3 separate regions of the Mus musculus genome follow, and regions 1 and 3 are each linked to region 2. Evidence: chromatin loops called from intact Hi-C (ENCODE). Cell type or tissue: heart. All regions are shown on one strand. Each heading gives the region's core, and the rest is flanking DNA. Links, peaks and the distances in the headings are about the cores only.

Region 1 (7,663 bases), core at 2,664-7,663, 140 kb before region 2:
ATCGTATACTTGGTGGCACACAGATGGAATTGAATGTGGTTTTAACATTTTTATTCTACCTGTTATTAGTGAGTGAGTGTAGGTGTGCACATGTTCTACTGCACACATAGAAGCTAAAGGACAATTTTCAAAAATAGTTCTTCCCTTTACCACAGTTCTAGGAACTAAAATTGAGTCATTAGGATGGCACAGTGATCACTCTTACCCATGGCCCATCCCACTGGCTTGAGTTTGAATATTTGTAACAGTTTGTCTTTTTTTCTACTTCAATGTATTTTATATTACATTCATGCTTACCACACATGCAACATGCTTTAGCTAACCTATATTTAGTTTGTTAACAAAACAATGGAATCCTCTCTAATATTTACACAGATCCATCTGCTCTGAAGACCTCCACACAAGAACATGATTCACTTCTCTTTTTTCCTCCAAAAGTTTTTTATGTTTCCATAAGTGTTTTATTTTAAAAGATATACAAAATGAGGCTTTTATATACATACACGCTTTTATATACATACACATTATAAAATGATTACCAACCAGGCTAATTAACAAGTCTACCCCTCACAACTATTTCTGCACATGTGTGTGTACCCATGTGTGTGTTCCTGTGTGTGTGTGTGTGTGTGTGTGTGTGTGTGTGTGTTTATGTTGAGAACATTCAAGGTCTAATCTCTTAGCAAATTTCAAGAATATTTATTGTTATTATCTGTGGTCACTATTCTGTATGGCTGGGTCTTCAGAACTTACCCACTTCACACCTCAAAGTTCTTTGAACCCTTTACTTTCACCCCTCCTCCCAGTATCCAGTTCTCTGCTCTGTTACTTGAGTTCAACGTTTTTATAGAGTGCACCTGTAAGTGAGGTGATGTAAACTCGTCTTTTAGCGTTTGCTTTATTTCTCTTATTCTTTCTTCTTCTGGACAATGCAGTATTGCTGTATCTGAGAGAGAATAGAAAACCAAGTGGTCTGTATAATGCATGTGCTATCTGTATGTGTGGCATATATAAAATGCATGTGTATGCTACATAATGTATATGGTAGAACTATACTTTTCTTATCCATTCATCCACTTGTAGACACTGTCTGCTTCATGGCTATTTCTGTTGCTTTGCCAGGCATTCCATCTTGCTTCTGCTTGCCTTAGGAAACATTGAAAATCAGTTCTGTTTTTAGTGAGTTCAGTGATCAAAGCTTTGGTTTCTGCTTTTAAACCGATATGACCAAACTTCTGCCGAAATCCCCCCAGTTTGTTTGATGTGATTCTGCTGTGATGGCTGCTACACTGGGATGGCTGTGATTTTGTTGCTGAGTCTGTATCGCATTCAGACTGCAGAGGAGCAATAACTTTAATGTGGGCTCTGAGCTCTCAGTCTTCATATTCTCTCTACTTAGCATCTGTTTACTCACTGCTGAATGGCTCAGTTAAGCTTTTACTATAGTGCATGTAAATCTTTTGATCATATGCAAATTGTTATAAGATTTTTCTATAAGATGTGGTTTATAAATTTATTTGAAAATCAGAACAATGCAGGAATCTGAATTAAATGAACGAGAGTAAATATTACAGTTTGTATTTACTGGAATGTTGTAAAGCAGTGCTTTTCCAAGCTAGAGTGTTTCAAAATTAGGTGATTTCTACATTTTAAAGTTTTAAGACGACTAACCATAGAAGAGCTACCTGGTCAAGCTGCTATTTTGAGATCAGTCCTTTCCCTTGCAGCTTTCCAGAAAGCAATGGGAAAAAATCCCAAAGATCTGCCCAGGCAGAGGTCTAACCACCCCAACTCTCTGTAAACGCAGGTTGCTGGAAGCAGGACAGTTTTTAATTTCGAGCCAGGAAGACTCTTACTTCATTGTCTTGTTTCTGGAAACATTATCAAGGAAATGGGAAAACTGAGGCAGAAGACTTTCTGCTCCTAAATTTGGAAGGGTGGGAGGAGGTGGTTTAACTGAGCCCTACAGTTTGGGAGCTATTTGGAGGCACTGAGCACTAAATTTGAAAGTTGATTTGCATTTGTTTGACATTGGCTGATAGCCTACTGGGGTGCAGGGTAAGGTTGTAGTTGTTAAAGAAAGGAACTACACCCTCCCCAACCCCTGAGCCGTGCTTCTGGGCACTTCCTACAAAATCAAAGAAAAACCTGCATTTCTCTTCCTAGAGACCCACTCTTCCAACCCTTTCAATTATTCAACTTCTGCAGATGACAGAGGTGCCCTCTGGATGTGATGGCTTACAGCTACAGGTTTCATGGTGTGGAATCAGGGTTGGCTCAGAGGTCTGAAGGAACACTCCACAGCCTAGGAGCAGAGCTCAAACCCACCCAGTGACACTGCCAGAAAACCAGTGCTCAACACTGCACGGGTTAAAGCCAGGAGTTTTTTCCTTAGGAAATGCTTATAGGAATCCATTTGTTTAAAAAATGATTTCTGGATCCCATATATTAGACATCTTTGCAGTTGAAAGAAGAAACAAATTCCCCAGGTGCACTTGGCACCTGAGCACACACAAAAAGCAGATTTTGTGCATCAGTCCCAAGTGGCAATGACCCAGTGGCTCACCACTGTCATCTCAGCCCTCGCCAACTTGTCTCCAACTTGTCTCATAATTGCTCACGAAAATTTAGTCCAGGTCTCAGAACTAAACTGCTGGAAGCCCAGGAAGGCCACTTCTGGGTGTCTGCCTCCAGGGATTCCTGTGCCTGGGAATCCTAAATCCAGTGGCGATAAAATTCTTCCAGCTCTGGTTTCCAGCCTGGCACTGCCTGGCCAAGCCCATTCTCCCAGCCCTGGATGGGTCTTGTTGCTGCTCTGAGAGCAGACCCTGTGGAGAGGGATTCCTGGCACTCCTTTCCTCACATTTTTATACCTTAAAACTTCTGAGATGCCCCAGAAGTTAAGCTGGAAAGTCATTGATGGCATCCTAGAAGTTAAGTGTTCCATCATTCTGCTTTGAGGGACACATCTGGGATGTTGGTAGGACCGACAACTCGGGTTCCATGGCTCATGCCATTCAAGTCTTCTTGGAAGCTAATTTCTGCTCTGTTTAGAGAAATATGAAGCTTGCTTGGGTGTCCCCCCCCCCATGGTCCCCAGATTCTCCAATGTGTTCAACACACTGGCTAGGTCTGGACTGGCTGCTGCATGTAGCACCGCACACTCAGACCTCACCAACTGCAGAAACATGAAGCTTCTTTGTCCCCAGACAGCAAATGCCCCAGTTAGGACCTCCACCCTTGTCGGTGTTCCTGGAGCTCACTGCTCAGACAAAATGAGTGTCCAAATCAGGGGAGTGGTTGTGAGAGGGATCAAGTCAAACTAATCTGATGTGAGATGGAGATCCAAGAGCAAACATCCTGTGGGAATGTGGCATGGACTGCAGGAGGGACGTGAAGGCAGGCTTCAGACAATTTGAGAACCACTAAGGATGCTTCTGTGGGCCACAGAGACTGCTGAGTGGCTGTGCTTTCTGGAGAGGATGCCTTTTTGGAAAGAGCGGAGAGTCTCTGTGCCAGGAGAAGTGTGACTGGGAGCAAGTGTGAGGTTTAGGATGGGCAGCATCTCCGCAGCACTGTCAAGCCTGCCTGCTCTTTAGCTCTTCAGCTCAGGGATCTAAGGGTGGGGGTGAGAGGGCCTCCCACTCCACCCCCGGATCAAATACAACTGGAACATCTTGGCAAACAGCAGCAGGAAGCAAAAGGACAGCTGTGCAAATCCTTAGGCAGGCAGGCAGCCTAATGAGAAGTGATAGATAGCCAGGCAGGAGGAGAAAAAGATCTACAATGGAGACTTTGGAGGCATCTGGTTCTTCTTTGTACTTTCCCCACTACCCCTTCGTACCCCCTACCCCAAGCAGGACCCAGCTAAATACAACCCCTTCTCACACATGTGAGTGTGTTATCCAGCGCATTAGGAATGCCAAGCTGAATACAGATGATTCACACTGGAGAAAGAGAGATTTTATAGCCCAGAAAACACCAAGGTTTCTTTCTACAAGCAGGCCCTTCAAAGGGGGACTATGATACCCACTGAAAAGTTTAATATGTTGAGGTTTCATGCAGGCTTTGGGGGTCTTTTGGGGGGTGTCAGATTTTTGAGGATTTTTTTTTTCATTTTTCATTTTACCTGTGGCCACATAACCCCAAATGAGGCAGCTGCCACAAGCCTCGGGTCTAACTGAGTCCTTGTGTGCAGTACCAACACCTCTGACTATCTGCCTAAACCTGTGTGCCACGCTGCCAGAACTAGCCTTGCAGATCAAGAATTCATCCCTCAGGTGCACTAAACTATTCTAGATTAGGCACGGACTTAGGTGGGGGTGGGGGTACGATTAGAATCAGACATGCAGCAAGGAGTGCTTGAGATACTGGACTCTACTCTCCAAGATTCTGAGATTGGAGTCAGGAATATTCAAAGTCAAGAAGGAAAGAAGAGATGAAATTTATCTTGATGTCAAAAGGCCCTCCAAATTCCCGCTAATTTTAAGGGTGGCTCTCACTGATCCGTATCATCTCCCCCACTTCCACCAATGACCTCAATTTAAATTCAAATGGTGTCATCTTGCTAGATGCTCTGAGTTCTGGAAGCACAGAGGTGACGCAATCTGTCTGGGGCATGGGGCCCTTCCACCTATTGGCTGCCTGGAGCCCCGAGACCCCTCCCGACTCACCACGGCGGGAATAAGAGCAGCTGCAGGCGCTGGGAGGCACAGGAGCCACTGCCAGGATCAAGAGTCACCGCTTCGCAAGCACTGCCTGGCTCCATCAGGATCCCCGCAGGCTCAGCTCCAAGGCACCGCTCACCAGGTGAGCCCTAAAATTCCTGTTCAGGTGTGTAGTTCTACTTTTCTCTTCCTCTCCCTCTTCTCTCCCGCTCTCGCTGTTAGTCCTTGGTTTGTCTTTCCTGACAATCCCAGTCCCCGTTAGTCATTAGTCCTAGCGTGGTTCGTGTTAGATCCCGATCCAGATAGGTCCCTACAGAACTGGTCCGCAGAGCCTTCCTTCAGTTTCGCTGGAGCGCAGGCTCCAGTCTCACGTTTCTCTCTCTCTGTACACCTGATCCACCAATCTTGGGACGCTGAGCTCCTAGGCTTCACGCGCGCAGTCGGGCGTAGCTCTTCTTAGATGGTGCTTTCAGTATTCTCGTTTCCTGAGAAATTGGTCCTGAGTCCGAGCCTAGGGCCAATATGTAGCGAACAAGAGTCAGTTGCCGCAATTGCAAACCCCGATTTGGGACCCTGGGATTAACAGAGAAGTGTTTTCCACCTCAACTTTAGATTGGTTCTTGTAGGCAACTGAGTTGCCAGAGGGTGGAGCAGCTGAGCAGTGCAGCCGTCAGTTTCTCAGATTTCAAGGCAGAAAGATTCCCTCTCCATAGACTTTCTTTCTCACATTCTTAGGTGTCTGTAAAAAAACTCACAAAGAGAAGACAACTCTACACTTCCCTGTGGAGACAGATGTAGAGACAGGAGACACCTGGGATTCGTAGAATCCTTGAGACTGATCTCACCACCACCACTCCTTTACCACCACCACCACCACCACCACCACCACCCCCGACCCCCCGCACCCTCCCCCTCCTCCATCTTTAGGGCTAAGATTCTTTCCAAACCGTATAGGCTACATGCACACTGGACAATGAGGGAACAAAGATGATGAGAAATGTGGTTATCAGTATGAAGCCAAAATGTCGGGGAGTCACAGGCATAAGCACACAGAAAGCCAGGTCCATGGGCTTATAGAACCTTGAACTGATATAAATAAACAAATGAATAAATAGACATTCTTCTCTTGCAGGAAGGCATCATGGGCTTCCTGAAGTTCTCCCCTTTCCTGGTTGTCAGCATCTTGCTCCTGTACCAGGCATGCAGCCTCCAGGCAGTGCCTTTGAGGTACGTGTAAAGACAGGAGTCCTAGTGTCCTGGGACTGGCCAACTTCCTGTTAACCACAGAGTACCGAATGTTTAAAACCCAACTATCTGGTGGAAAAATATATACATGTACATAGACACACATGTAAGTTCACTATAAGCTTAAATTTCAAGTAGCCCTTTAACTAACAAAATGCTTTCACCACTTCCCCCCCATATTTAGTATCAAGAGTTAAACCTTTTTGTTCAATTCATTCCTTATGAGACATGAATTTTACTCTAATCTGCTAACTTGCCAATAAATATTACTGACTCTAATTTATAATCTGTTAATCTATTTCTCATCTACTTTACAAACTGTATTTATTAAAATGAGCCCCCAATTCAGATTCAACAGTAATTATTTTGTCATTCAATTTGCCTGCACTTATCATTTAACTTGCAAAATTCCTAAACTTATGAGGACGCTGACTCAAGCCTCTAGTGTAAGCGGCAGGCAGGGAATCAGAGACGGTGCTAGACTTGCTTCCTCTCCACAGGTCAATCTTGGAAAGCAGCCCAGGCATGGCCACTCTCAGTGAAGAAGAAGTTCGCCTGCTGGCTGCACTGGTGCAGGACTATATGCAGATGAAAGCCAGGGAGCTGGAGCAGGAGGAAGAGCAGGAGGCTGAGGGCTCTAGGTAAGGCCCCTTACCCTGCCTAGCCCATCCACAGGAAGGCGGAATCCAGAAGGTAGGAGAGAGCGCACTGTCCGCCTGGCTGCTGTTTAGCAGGACACGAGGCTCAGCTACTCTCAGGCTGAAAGAAGACAGAAGTCATCGGGTGAGACTGTAGTTAAATCACACTTAAAAAAATTTATTTCTGAAAGCACTTAAGAGAAGGCTAGGAATAACTGTAGAAATCAGTCTGCTAACATTGGGGAGACTTCCTGCAATAGTATGAGCGAAGACTGGTAAAGCCTAAAGTCTGCAGAGATGGCATTGTGGCCACAGGGCCAAGGAGAGCACCCCTCCCTATCCTTGCCTGCCTGTGTGCCCCCAGCTTAGAAACAGACCAACCCTGGTCTGGCTCCTGCATTACCCAAGGAAAAGCATGTGTTACCCTACAACCATCCCGAGAAACACCCTGCCAAGCATGAAAGATTAAAGAGCACATGGAATGTCAGAAAAGTCACCCTTCTCCTCTGCCCTTCCCCACATTCTTCTGGCCTACCACACCCCAAGCCTTCCCGATAGTGTATGTGTGAACCAACCTCCTACCAGCCCCGTCCCAGCTTCTAATCCTGTGACTGATTTAACCTGCAGACTGCCCACAGGGTCAGCCCTGGTGCATGGCACTGCCTCGCATGTCTTTTCCCTGCAGCTTGGACAGCCCCAGATCTAAGCGGTGTGGGAATCTGAGTACCTGCATGCTGGGCACGTACACACAAGACCTCAACAAGTTTCACACCTTCCCCCAAACTTCAATTGGGGTTGAAGCACCTGGCAAGAAAAGGGATGTGGCCAAGGACTTGGAGACAAACCACCAATCCCATTTTGGCAACTAAGCTCCTTCTCTCCTTTCTAGTTTCCTTCTTGCTTTCTTCCTATAACTTGATGCATGTAGTTCCTCTCTGGTTGCTCTCCAGGCTATTACTGGTTGCTTTCCTGAGGCAAAGAATGGTATCTGAAATCCCCAGTGGGTGAGGAGAAAGTCCCACAGGCTAAAAGAGAATCACCCAGGAAGATGGCAGAGAGCAAGGGCACACTCAGGAAGATGGCAGAGAGCAAGGGCAGTCATCTGGCTTCCTA
Region 2 (5,000 bases), core at 1-5,000:
GCTGGTGGTGCACGCCTTTAATCCCAGCACTTAGGGAACAGAGGCAGGTGGATTTCTGAGTTCAAGGCCAGCATGGTCTACAAAGTGAGTTCCAGGACAGCCAGGACTACACAGAGAAACCCTGTCTCGAAAACCAAAAAAAAAAAAAAAAAAAAAAAAAAAAAAAAAAAAAAAAAATTCCTTAAAGAATTACAGGAAAACACAACCAAACAGGCAAAAGAAACGAACAAAACCATCCAGGATCTAAAACTGGAACTAGAAACAATAAAGAAATCACAAAGGGAGACAACCCTGGAGTTAGAAAACCTAGGAAAGTGATCAGGAGTTATAGATGCAAACATCACCAACAATACAAGAGATAGAAGAGAGAATCTCGGGTGCAGAAGATACCATAGAAAACATTGACACAACAGTCAAAAAATGCAAATAGTAAAAAGCTCCTAACCCAAAACATCCATGAAATCCATGACACAATGAGAAGACCAAACCTAAGGATAATAGGTATAGAAGAGAATGAAGATTCCCAACTTAAAGAGCGAGTAAATATCTTCAACAAAATTATAGAAGAAAACTTCCCTAACCTAAAAAAAGAGATACCTATGAACATACAAGAAGCCTACAGAACTCCAAATAGACTGGACCAGAAAAGAAATTCCTCCTGTCACATAATAATCAAAACAAATGCACTAAACAAAGAAAGAATATTAAAAGCAGTAAGGGAAAAAAGTCAAATAACATATAAAGGCAGAACTATCAGAATTACACCAGACTTCTCACAGAGAGTATGAAAGCTAGAAGATCCTGGGCAGATGTCATATAGACCTAAGAGAACACAAATGCCAGTCCAGGCTACTATACCCAAAAAACTCTCAATAACCATAGATGAAGAAAACAAGATATCCCATGACAAAACCAAATTTACACAATATCTTTCCACAAATCCAGCCCTACAAAGGAAAATAGATGGAAAACACAGACACAAGGGGTGAAACTGCACCCTAGAAAAAGCAAGAAAGTAATCTTTCAACAAACCCACACAAACATAATTCCACCTCTAACAACAAAAATAACAGTAACAATCACTTTTCCTTAATGTCTCTTAATATGAAAATTAATATTACCAACATATCCTAATCAATTGAAATTCAAAAATATGAGGAATTAGAAATTTGTTGGCTATCATCCAGCCTCTCTAATTTGTTAATTGGAGAAACAGATCCAATATTGTACAATCCATATACACTTTCTGCTTGTTTGTACATGTCAGGGTCTTGCTGTGTGCCATATAATGGTCTTGAAAGCATGCTTCTCCTATCTCAGCCTCTTTATTAGTAGGATTGTTTCTTTGATGTTTTTACCCTATACTGTGGTTTTCAGAACAGCTAACATATTTCAAAGTTATTTATACAGCCAAAGAAATATAGACAATTAATTTGGGAGGTGGCTTGTAAGAGAACAATAAAGAGTGAAACTGAATGTTTTGCTTATAATTACTGTACCAATTTTGAAGAAAAGGACCTTATAAGTTACTCTTTTTCTGAGATGAATACTTTTCAAAATCATTCACAGCTAACGAACCAGAATCTTACCCTCACCTAATGTCTGTGCCACCCTCTAAGCAGAAACACTGTTCATTGAAACAGTTGATGAATGACTTTATGGATAGACCATCTTAATACACACACCATTTCTTAAATGAATGTAACCTGTTCCCAGTGGGCTGAGAATGATACAATCACTCAAGTCAAGTAGCTTTGACCATTGCAGGAAATCTGTATCCAAATAATCATGTCTACAATTCATCCCTTGGCGCAGCAGAACTGTCAACTCTTAGCTTAGCTACTATGGAGGTAAAATCCTTTGGTGATGTGAGGGACACTGAAGTACAGCCTTACTACAATGAATTCCAATGTCTAAAAATTATTCTTACTTTGAGTTTGTACCACAGTAAGAGCCAAGATTTTAAAGCTCTACTAAAAATAAAATAAAACAAAACAAACCAACAAACAAAAAAGTAGAGTGTACTTTATATTTCAATTAAATTATGTTCCTGTGTTCTCATCAAAAGCAAAAACTGCCAACGTGTCGAGTATTGAGGAGTTTCACAGTAAGTTCTCCACAATATAATTTTTTTCAGGGAGAAATAACCCTGAAAACCCTCCAGCAAGATTTGTCCTATTTTTAGAGACTTAGAACACTGAATTTCAACATATAGTCTTCAAAGTTGTCAAAGGCTCACACTAGGCAACAAGGAAGGTGGTTTTGTTTTGTTTTGTTGTCAATCTTGCAATATGTTTTATACAAATAAATGTGAATTTAAGCCGGGCGGTGGTGGCACACGCCTTTAATCCCAGCACTTGGGAGGCAGAGGCAGGCAGATTTCTGAGTTTGAGGCCAGCCTGGTCTACAAAGTGAGTTCCAGGACAGCCAGGGCTATACAGAGAAACCCTGTCTCAGAAAAAAAAAAAAAAAAAAGTGAATTTAATGTAGTTAGTGGTATAGGAAATTCAATTAAAATGAATAAAAATTAATTATTCTTGATGATATAAAGCTATAAAATACTTTTAAATAAATTAGAGAAAAAGCTATCATGTTTACATTCAAGGCAAAATTTTTGCAGCTTCTCATTCTTCTGTACTATAAATTATTCATACTTGATTCTACTGTTCTATACATTAAAAGTTTTATGAGAAAGGAATTATTTTGATCAAACACAACAAAATTCAAGTTAACAAACCATAAAAGAATGTGGAAAATATAATTATCTGAGAATATTTCACATATAAATCTTAACAGTTTAACATATGAACAGCTATGTATCAATCCTGCCATCTACTGTCTCAAATGTGTAATTTTACACAGTTCAAACTAAATAAAGTTTAGCTTGACTCCTGCTCAGTTGTAAGATAGTGTGGCCTAACATGGAATTTCCATTCATTACAATTCTACTAACCCAGATAAATGACTGAAAAGAAGGTTCTATCCGTCATTCATGGCTTTCAGAATAAGAACTGAGTCCTCTGTTATTGGGGAAATGTTACTTATTAATATTCATAAATTTTTAGTTCCTGTATTTTCCCAGCCTCACAGTTAAATTAATTGTGATTTCTGATTTAGCAGTTTTCGTTTCAAGCCAGTTCTCAAGGGATTATATAATATGTATGTGGAAACAGGATTTGGAACATTTTTGCCACCTTAAACTAGCAACTATGATGATAAGTCTGAAGAACATAATTTGTCCTTTCCAAGTCAGTAACTGGCATACTACACAATCGATTAGTGACTGCTTCCATAAATTTGAAAGATGCGCCACCATTGACAGTAGAAAGTGTGCCTAGCATGTGGCAGTGCTCTAGGTTGGATCCTCTGCAGTAGAGATCAGAAGGGTCCAGGATGCTAAATTGATTTTAGTTGCCCTAGGCCAGTGGTTCTCAACCTGCGGATCACGACCCTCTAGGAGTCAAATGACCATTTCACAGAGGTCACCTAAGACCATCAGAAAACAGATTTTAACACTATTATTCATAACAGTAGCAAAATTATAGTTATAAAGTAACAACAAAAATAATGTTATGATTGGGGGGTCACAACATGAGGAACTGCATTAAAGGGTCACTGTATTAGGAAAGCTGAGAACTATTGAGAACTGAAGCCAACTCATGGATATGGTTTTTAAAGGCTCCAACATCCTCTCTACCCAGCTGACCTAAGCTTTGATAACTTGTTACCTTCTTTTTAATAGTTTCTTGATTATAACTATTATTGATAAAGTAGGCTACACAGGTTCAACAAAAACAAGATGTAACCCAAAACTGTCTGTCTCTACCATGCATCTGAAAACCCACATAAAAACAGAAAAGGTAGAAACCCCATTCCAAAGAAAACTCCAACCATTTCTGGGATTCCCTGATGTTTCTTTTCTATGGAATAATACTTTGAGCAATACTTCTCTCACGTTAAAACTTGCCCTTCAAGTTATCTATAGTGCCACTCTCTCTTTAGAAGCCTGCATCACCCCTAGAGTTGTATTTCTCTAGCCTTATAGTTAACTTCCAACACTTTATCTCATTCCATTGTTTTCACTGACTGACACGAGAACTAAAACACTAGCTAGAGTCTGAATATAGTCTTTATATTTGGGGCCTTCTCAGACTTTACCACCTTTAAGAATTACTGCCTACACTGTCCTAAACATACTGCAACAGTTCTTTCTTGATTTTAAAACTACTTCAAACCTTGTCCAAAAAGAGGGGATGCTTTACACTGAAAAGGTTCTCAGAGTTTTACCTTGAAACACTGAGTTCTTGGTAAGACCTCTTACCACTGCTGCGATCCCACCTTGAACAGTGCTCATTAGTCAGCAACGATGAGGCTCCAGAGCTCCTCCTCAGCTGTGGAGTTGGGAAACTGGTTCTGCCACTCAATCCCTGTCAAATAATTTTAAAACAGCTAAATTATCATCCTTTAATATGTTGCATATAGTGGCACATCACAAATAATATAATATGTACAGGTAAAACAAACTTCACTTTGAAAATCTTCCAACTTTCTACTTCCACTTCCAATTTCCACATTTGACATTGTTAACTATTTATTCTTAATCAAAAGCTCCTGAACTCTTATGACAAACTACACTTTTTTCATTTTTACATTTTATTCATAGTTTCAAGAGTGAAAAAAATCAGAGCTTAAAAAATGGTCGTGGACAGGAGCCTGATAAAGCTGTCTCCTATGAGGCTCTGCCAGTGCCTGGCAAATACAGACGTGGATGCTCACAGTCATCTATAGGATGGAACACAGGGTCCCCAATGAAGGAGCCAGAGAAAGTACCCAGGAAGCTGAAGGGGTCTGAAGCCCCATAGAAGGAACATCAATATGAACTAACTAGTACCTTCAGAGCTCCTTGCAACTAAACCACCAATCAAAGAAAATACATGGTGGAACTTGTGGCTCTAGCTATATTTGTAGCAGAGGATGACCTAGTGGGTCATCAATGGGAA
Region 3 (7,857 bases), core at 1,151-6,150, 220 kb before region 2:
CAAGAAAGCCTAAGGATGGTTCACAAATATCTGGAAAAAAATCAGATCCATTGTTAAAAACATAAGGTATGGTGGCTTCTACTGTGTGCTTAAACACCATCACAGATCTATCACAGTTTATTTATGTGACCTTGAATCTCACCTCTTCATGCCTTTTATCTCCTCAAATGTGAGGATCGTCTTATGGCTTGGCCATGAAAATTAAGTCAATTCACAGGTAATATCACAATTCCTTATTATAACAAATATACTAGACACTCAAAGTATCTTCTACTACTATTGCTGCTGCTACTACTACTACTACTACTACTACTACTACTACTACTACTACGGAGAACATGTTGAAATGGACCACCACGGACTCAAAAAAAATGTATCCAAAATATGTTTTAATCTTGATGAAGTTCACAAATGGTACAATTTTGACATTTCCTTAAATAAATTTGCAATCATGTTCTGAGACATCAAGGCACAGCATCTCCTCTACCATAGGTCCCCAGTGGCTACAAGAGGCAGTGATTTCACATCTCCCTAAGGTTCAACAAAGCTGCTACCATTGGCTGGATGGCTCTTGGAGAACCTATTTGGTTTGCTGCAAAGGATGCCAGTGGGAGACACCATCATATTTGACTGGCCACAGACTCAGTATAAAAATAATGCAAACAAACACAGAATTAACTCATTTATACTTGGTTTCATTCCTCTCAAGTAACAACGGTGGTTTCCCTCATTATCTATCAGGATGCAAGCATACACATTGTCCTTGAGGCCTTCACATCGGGTTGTTTAATACAAAATTAATAGGCATGGTGAGTTCAACTTTATGTAACCTGAGATAAAGAGAAACAAAAAAGGGAAAGGAAGAAAAGGCAAAAGGAGAGGAAAGAAGAGAGGGAAGGAATGAAAATAAGGGAAAGAGGAAGGACACAGACACGTGAGTAGCCACGAACATCCCTAACAGTGCTGACTTACACAAATGGCTCCTCCACTAAGCTGCGTCCACGAATTCTGAATACGGGGCATGAGGAGGCTTGTGACACTGTCCCTATTAGTATGGGAAGTGGCGCTAGGTGTTTTGGAGACCCTGCAATGCAATCTCGGCACTTGGAAGTTGGGGCAGGAGGATCAGGAATTCAAAGCTAGCTCTATGTACTTAGAAGGAAGCCAGCCTGGGCTACTTGAGACTGTCTCAGAAGCAGAAAAGATAATAAAGATCTTGGTAGTGACTTGCTTATAGCCCTGTGGTCTGAGCTGGGGAATGCCAACCAAGAGTAGAGCCCTGTCGAAGCTGGGCCCATGTGTGAGGTGTGGCACTGGGTAAGATTGGCAGGTCCTTCCCTGTCCAAATCCAGGCAGCATTTTTCTCTCTTCTCAGCAACAAGGCACTGCTTCTATGCAGTCTCTCCTGCCTTTCTGATTTCATTTTCAAACTCAGTTCGAGAAGGAACTTACTACCTCAGGAAGAGAACTAGTATTAAATATATAGGACCCCAAGGTCCTACAACAGTCGGTGGGCTTCATGATGTGGATCTTAGCTCCCCAGTCCTTCCTCTCCCAATCCTGAGTACAAAATCACCTTCTTCCTGGAGCTGCTAGTGACTCAGGCCTGCAGGTCCCTGCGGCGGCGGCGGCCGAAGGCTTCAGAGCCCACATCGGTGGGCACAAAGTTGTCCTTCAGCACACCTCCTGATCTGCTCAGCAGGTCTGCCAGCCGATGGGTCACACAGGTGGCAGTGTTGCAGGATCTCTTCTGAGCAGTGACACTGATATTCAGGATGGAAGAGAAGAAGAGAAGTCTTGTCAGTGAGGTCTGGGGAGTTCCTACCCCCTGGGAACTGCAGTCCTCCAACCTGCCACTTAACCGTAAGTGTTTCTCCTAAGTGCATTTATCGAAGCCATTCAGGGAAATGACCTGAGAGTCTTTGCTAGAAACTCTTTCTCAAACCATCACCAAATAGAAACAAAACAAAACAAAACAAAACAAAAACAAACCAAAAAAAAAAAAAAAAAAAAAAACCCTTTTACCTTGCTGAAGTTAAGAACAGCATTTGTAGCATCAGCTCAGAAGTGCTTATCTGATCCTTAGCATGCTTGATGTCATTGCTGTGTCACAGAGACAAGCCCTGTGCCTAGCTCCCCTGAAACTAAGGCTCTTTCCTAGGCCCTGGCCACTCATAAGCTTCAGAGGTTGACCAGAGCAATGATCACTGCAACTCTGATTCTTCTAGGAAAATTAGTGAGATGTAAGGAATGTGCTCATTCCAGTCTTCAGGAGCAGGTAATGAACTGCTATCTAAAGGCTCCAGAAGGCTCCCTTCCTGCCTCTGACTTCAGTTCTTGCCCTTTCCACTCTGGGCCACTGATTCTCCGACACACTAAAGCTGCTGTTGCCAGTTTGCAGAGAAATGCACACGCAACAGATTTTTTTTTTTAAAAAAAGGACCAAGAGAGGAAATTAGGAAGGACTCAGAAGGCTCCAGTAGCATCCTGGACACTTCAAACCAAAAGCAATGGACCTTCTGCAAGCAACCTGCTGTGTTCTTGTCTTGTCATGGTGTTTCAGGCCTGGAGTCCATACCAGAGATGGCAGGAACGTTGTTCAGATCCTGTTGCTCAGATCCTGCACCTACATGCCCAGAACCCTATTTAGATCCCATGCCACTTAGATCTGGGACTGTCCAGACTGCAGGCAGGGAAGACATGTCAAGCAGCACTAAACACCAGGGGCTAATCTTACGGCAGTCAGCAGGTTAAACTAGGCAGGGGGACTAGAAGTTGGGGCAGGAGATGGTAGAGGTAGAGTTCTCACAAATTCCATTGGGAAGGCTCAGAGTTGCAGTAAGCCAGGACAGTGTGGAGAAGGGCAAAGAAAATTGGTGACTCTTTCTGGCATTCCATGTGTTGTTTGTCTTTCATGCTGCCAGGGATTGGGGTGGGGGGGGGGGGACGGTGGATCAGGGTGTAGGTCAACATATTGCTTTTCTTTGGAACCAGGCCAGAGTTGGTCTCTTTCAGGGCTAGGAGCACATGGGCCCTGTAACAATGTAACATGGGACCCTGTAACAATGTGTACACATCTATGAATGCCCCGACCTACCTCAGACTCTGTGCTACCTGTCCCAGACCCCTTCTACCCCAACAACTTTTCCTTGTAAGTGTGGAATGAAGGCTCCTTGACAGTTGAAAGAGCAGCAAATGTTGGAAGCTGTTAAAGCTTCCTGAAATTCTAGTCCATCCTCTGGCACCACACTTACCAGTCCTACCTCAGCAGGTTCAGCGATGTTGATGTTTCCCCATCAGTGCAATCCAAATCCCTTCTACATCTCCTCATTTCTTTTCCCAAGAGTTTTCAGGAGAAACAACATTGTAATGTGTCTAACAACTATGAGCCCCTCTGGTGGTACTGGAAGCTCTGTGGGAGGCTAGGACTCACGTTTAGTTCCTTGGACTGCTGGCCACTGTCTCTCGACCTCTCTGGAATAAGTCCTCCTACATGTGGGGGTCAGATGGGGAGGAGACTTACCGGGAGCCCTTAGTCTCTTGCTCCTCCTGTTCCAGCTTCCTGGCCTTCATCTGCTCATAGTCCTGCATCAGTGCAGCAAGCAAGAGATGTTTTTCCTGGTCGCCGAGGGTGCCCAGGTCTAGGCTGCTCTCCAAAGCGGACCTGTGGAGGTAGCAAAGCCAGTGCAGGTTCTGATTCCCTGCCTATCTCCTCCCCAAATAAGAAACCAAGCTTCCTAGCCCTTGCTTCTTCCCTAGGGGCGTAGCGGTCTGGTCATTAGGCCAGTTCCCACATGAGGGCGCTGAATTACCAATAACCAAGTAGGGCTACAGAGCCGCAGAGTTGACACACCCCAGGGGCAGCCGGAGGAGAGCCAGACTGCACTTCTGATTCAGGTTAATTTACCTGAAAGGGGCAGCCTGGAGGCTGCTGGCCAGGCACAGGACCCATATGCTGCTGAGAGCCAGAAAAGGAAAGAACTTCCAAAAGTCCATGATGTCTCTGTAAGAAGAGAAGAATGGTCCAATTGCTCAGGACTATAGACCCAGGTTCTATTTCTCCTACCACACTGCAGCTCTCAAAACGTGCAGTAGATGCAGTGTGGTGAGTGGCTTGATAGAGCAGAAACGAGTGGGGGAGAGTAGATGTGGTTTGCAGTTTCTGCTCGGTTTAAGAACAAGGAGGAGCTACCGGCACTCATTTGCCCCCAGCTTGCAGGAGAACACACGTGCCGCGCCCCTTTGGCTCTCATCTGTGAAGAAACCAAAAACCACCCAGAGATCCCTGCGCCTTGCTGTCCCGCTGCTAAGGATTTCTAACAGGTTGAAATTATTATAATCACCCTTTCTGAGAGGTTGCCCTGGGGAAGAAAGTTAACTTGGAACTAATCCCCCTCTCTCCATCTGCAGAGTTGGGAGATTTTTTTTTTTAAACTACCTCAGAACCGCAGATGAGGACTCCTCCTCCCCACAGCGAAGCGAGACCCACCTGCTTGCTGATAACCCCAGGAGGCTAAAGGCTGGAAACATCTGAGAGAAAAGATCAGTGCTCCCCAATCCCGAATCCAAGGAACTCTTTAACCTAAAACTGGTTAGGATGCGGCAAGACCACCTTCCCTCAAGGAGGGGGCACAGACGCGCCTAGATAGGGTCGCCCAGCTTCCAGTGCTGCTGAGTAGTCGTAGGGGTCCCACTTACTTTAGTTAAAAGAAAATGTCAAGACTGTACTTTCTGACAATGGCTGCAGGAAGGCGGAAATGTATGTGGAATGATAAGGAACCAGGACAGCAAAGGGATCCAAGTAGAGTGGGGTGTGGTGGCTTGCGCCTGTAATCCGCATCCTTAGGATGCTGAGAAAGGAGAACCTTAGCGTTTGAGACGAACCAACTTGAGCTATATAGTGGGTGCCAGGCCAACTTAGACTACAGTGTGAAATACTGCATTAAAAAGAGCAACCAAAAGGAAACAAACTAAAGGAGAGAGAGCTGTAGGCGTTGAGAAGTTAAGTTTCTCACCTGCTAGCCCGTGTTGGAACAGCGAGAGTGAAGTGTCCACTGCAGAAGAGCACACACACACGGCTGTAGGCGTCTTGTCCCCAGAGCCGTGGTCTCTTATTCTCGATCTTGAGGGTGTGGGGGGTCCGCAGTAGCTCTTCCACCAATCAGAGCTCTGACCGAGCTTCCATAACGTCATAGCTGGAGCTACTTACACTTCTGCAGGAGGGAGGCAGCAGTCCACTCCCTGTCTTTGAGGTCATTGCTGAGGAACCGGGTAGGAGTGGGAGTGGGGGTGGGGTAAGGATACAGAGAGGGTGAATTCGTCCAGAATGTGAGCAAACCTGAGTTTGACATCACGACCTCTTTAATACCTGAACTCCAGCCTACAACCTTTTGCTGCCCACTCCAATGGGGACCTGAACCTCGTAGCTGGACTCCCACGCAGGCTGAGTAGCACTCCCAGGTTCTAAAAGGACTTCAGTAGATACATCCACGATGATGACTGTCACAGGAAGAAGCGGGTCCTTGGATACATTAGGGTACTTCTGTCATACCTGTCCCAAATGGGCACTCTAGCAGTGCGTGCTTCCCATCACCTAATAAGGATAGAAACTAGAGAGTATTGTGGAGCAGCAGGCTAACAGACTGCACAGGGAACTGGGCTTTCTCCTCCTGTACCAGACCTTCCAAATCCTGCGCTATGGTTTTTACATCCCTCCCCCGCCCCCATTCAAATCCCCAGACCTCACACTGCTGTAGCAGTGTAGATTAAAGCACTTCCAAGCATCCCTGGCGGGTTTGCCTAGCAGGAGGCTGGCGCTCAGATGGCAGTTCCCTTCCCCTCCCCTGCATCTCCACCACCCCACTCTGCAGAGCTTGAGAGCTGAGCCAGGGTCCTGCACAGGCCACCTGAGCAACCCAGGGGTCAGCAGGGAACTTTCACACTCACTCAGCTGCTGGTTAAGCATCCATAGGTTCAGGCATCCGACAGCTGGCAGGTGACCTTTGGCATTAACACACCGTGTCACTGAGGAATACTCGGTTCACTTGCCTTCAGCAGAAGACTGTGTGCACGCACTAACCCAAATCAGTTGAGCTTTGGCCAAAAATAATCTCACATTTCTGCTTTCAGAATCAGGCATGAATTATGTGCACTGGGATAGGCACATCACCACTCTGGCCTAACCATGGGCATCACAAGTGCCCACCCAAGAAAAAGAACTGAGTATCTCCTGTTTTCCACGTCGCCCATTCTTCCAGGTGTGAGGAGAAGATACGCGGTGCTCAGCTACTAGAAAGTGAACTGACATCATTCCCAAGGCTTCAGGCTTTCCCTCTCCGCTGCTTGGTTGCAGCACAAGGACTCTCCAAGTGCCCAGCTTGCTGGGGGTTCCAGTAATGTGTGGAAAAGGCTATACCTGTGGCTTGGGAGATCCACACCTGGCCCTCAGTTTCTGAGAATCAGAAAGGAACTCAGTGTGTTTACTCAGGTCCTCTGAGTCACTTTTCTGATTCAGGTCCTAGTTGTTGGAGCAAGGGCAGATGATACCACCCTCCCTCAATTAAAAAAAAAACCCCAACTGGGAAACTCCCGCTGGCCTCCAGTCCTCAATGTGGTGAGGAGGATGGGAGGCAGTTTCCCCAGGAACCTAGATGTAGATCAAAGTTGCCCCCAGCAGAGGCATAGGATGGCTTTGTAATGATTTTTTTTTTGGTAATTGGTAGGGCACCCAACCAATGCTCTCTAGAGGAATTTCTTCATGAAAACAAGGTCCTTCTCCATCTAGATTGTGAGTTCACTTTTGGATGGAAGGAAAATCATGGGAATGACCTTTTTTGGTTTGAGGGTCTTCTCTCCAAAAGTCCTACAAATAATAGGGTGACATCTGTGTCCCTCTTCTGGATTTGGGACTTGAAAAGTGCCTGTAGAATGTAAAGGTGAATCTGTGAGGTGAAAAGTACCCGAATCCCCATACTTCTGTCACTGTCATTGGGGTCTGGCAAAGCTGTGATGTAGTAATTGCAAGCATCATTTTCCATGGGCACTCGGCCATCATTAAAAGGGAGAGAGTAGATGAAGATAGCCCCACTTCCAGCTTTCCAGTCTGACCCAGCCATCAGTAACATGCATGAGGAAGCAAGAAGTAAGAAGAGGGATAAAGCAGGAATCTTGATACGGTCTGCTGAGAAAACCTCAGAATATTTATTTATTTATTTGGGAGAACACAGAACCTTGAGAGTAGACCATATATATATATATATATATATATATATATCTCCAAAGATAATATCTGCAACACCTGAACTTTTCAGAAGTCTTAAGATAGCCAGAGGGCAGTCAGGAGCACAGTCCCCAGCTGTGCTCAACACACAGCCTGGTGCTGACTGACTAGGATAGAATATGCAGTAGTTTCTGTAAAGGCATCCAGCATCCCTGACCAACAAAAATAATTACAGCCAGTTCAGCAAGTTGGTTATCTTCTTAGGAGCCCCACAGGGCCAGTTACCTCTCTGTATACCCAGAATTATTTGACCTGTTTTTGTTTTTGTTTTTGTTTTTTAAATTCCTTACTTCCTTGCCCCGTGAATGGTGCATAGTATATACAGAACAAACTGGTGAAGTTAGAAAGAGTGATAACAGTGAACCAATGAACACTTCCAGAGGCCGTCAGCCTAGAATCAGACAGCGAATTTACAGCCAAATTAAGGAGGGTTGTAGACCCCATTTAGAGCCCTTAGGTGAAAGCACACATTGCTGATCCAAAGATATACACATTTCATTTAATCAGAGGAATGGATGTATTGGTGGAACTTTCTGGAACCAAGTGTCAGAGGAAGTACTAAAGACTTCTCAGGAGAG

Evidence for each region. Hi-C counts contacts between places; a loop is a spot of excess contacts. Peaks named below come from ENCODE experiments on the same cell type or tissue, not always from the same donor. Only the 100,000 strongest peaks of a DNase experiment are listed, where the experiment ranks them.
Region 1: it touches region 2 in a loop (10-fold over the local background); 9 of 42 quality-filtered maps call a loop at or near these places.
Region 3: a loop joins it to region 2, with 4 times the contacts of the local background. A loop is called at or near these places in 4 of 42 quality-filtered maps.

The regions. Positions count from the first base shown.
Region 1 is chr7:114,633,358-114,641,020 of GRCm38, reverse strand. Calca (calcitonin/calcitonin-related polypeptide, alpha) reads left to right here and starts at 4,664. Exons shown (of 5, transcript NM_001033954.3): 1 at 4,664-4,809; 2 at 5,800-5,894; 3 at 6,413-6,553. The coding sequence starts at 5,809. In heart, for the core only: a CTCF peak has its summit at 5,303 (motif pointing right); no DNase peak of the experiment used is centred there; H3K4me3 peaks cover 1,315 bases; H3K27me3 peaks cover 2,319 bases.
Region 2 is chr7:114,497,339-114,502,338 of GRCm38, reverse strand. It overlaps Pde3b (phosphodiesterase 3B, cGMP-inhibited), which reads right to left. Exons shown (of 16, transcript NM_011055.2): 4 at 4,288-4,427. Among named protein-coding and RNA genes, the nearest start is that of Cyp2r1, 63 kb to the left of the region's middle. In heart, for the core only: a CTCF peak has its summit at 2,829 (motif pointing left); no DNase peak of the experiment used is centred there.
Region 3 is chr7:114,715,881-114,723,737 of GRCm38, reverse strand. Calcb (calcitonin-related polypeptide, beta) reads right to left here and starts at 5,095. Exons shown (of 5, transcript NM_054084.2): 1 at 5,016-5,095; 2 at 3,908-4,003; 3 at 3,524-3,664; 4 at 1,577-1,763; 5 at 373-830. The coding sequence starts at 3,996. The coding sequence ends at 1,601. In heart, for the core only: a CTCF peak has its summit at 3,790 (motif pointing right); no DNase peak of the experiment used is centred there; H3K4me3 peaks cover 1,696 bases; H3K27me3 peaks cover 3,703 bases.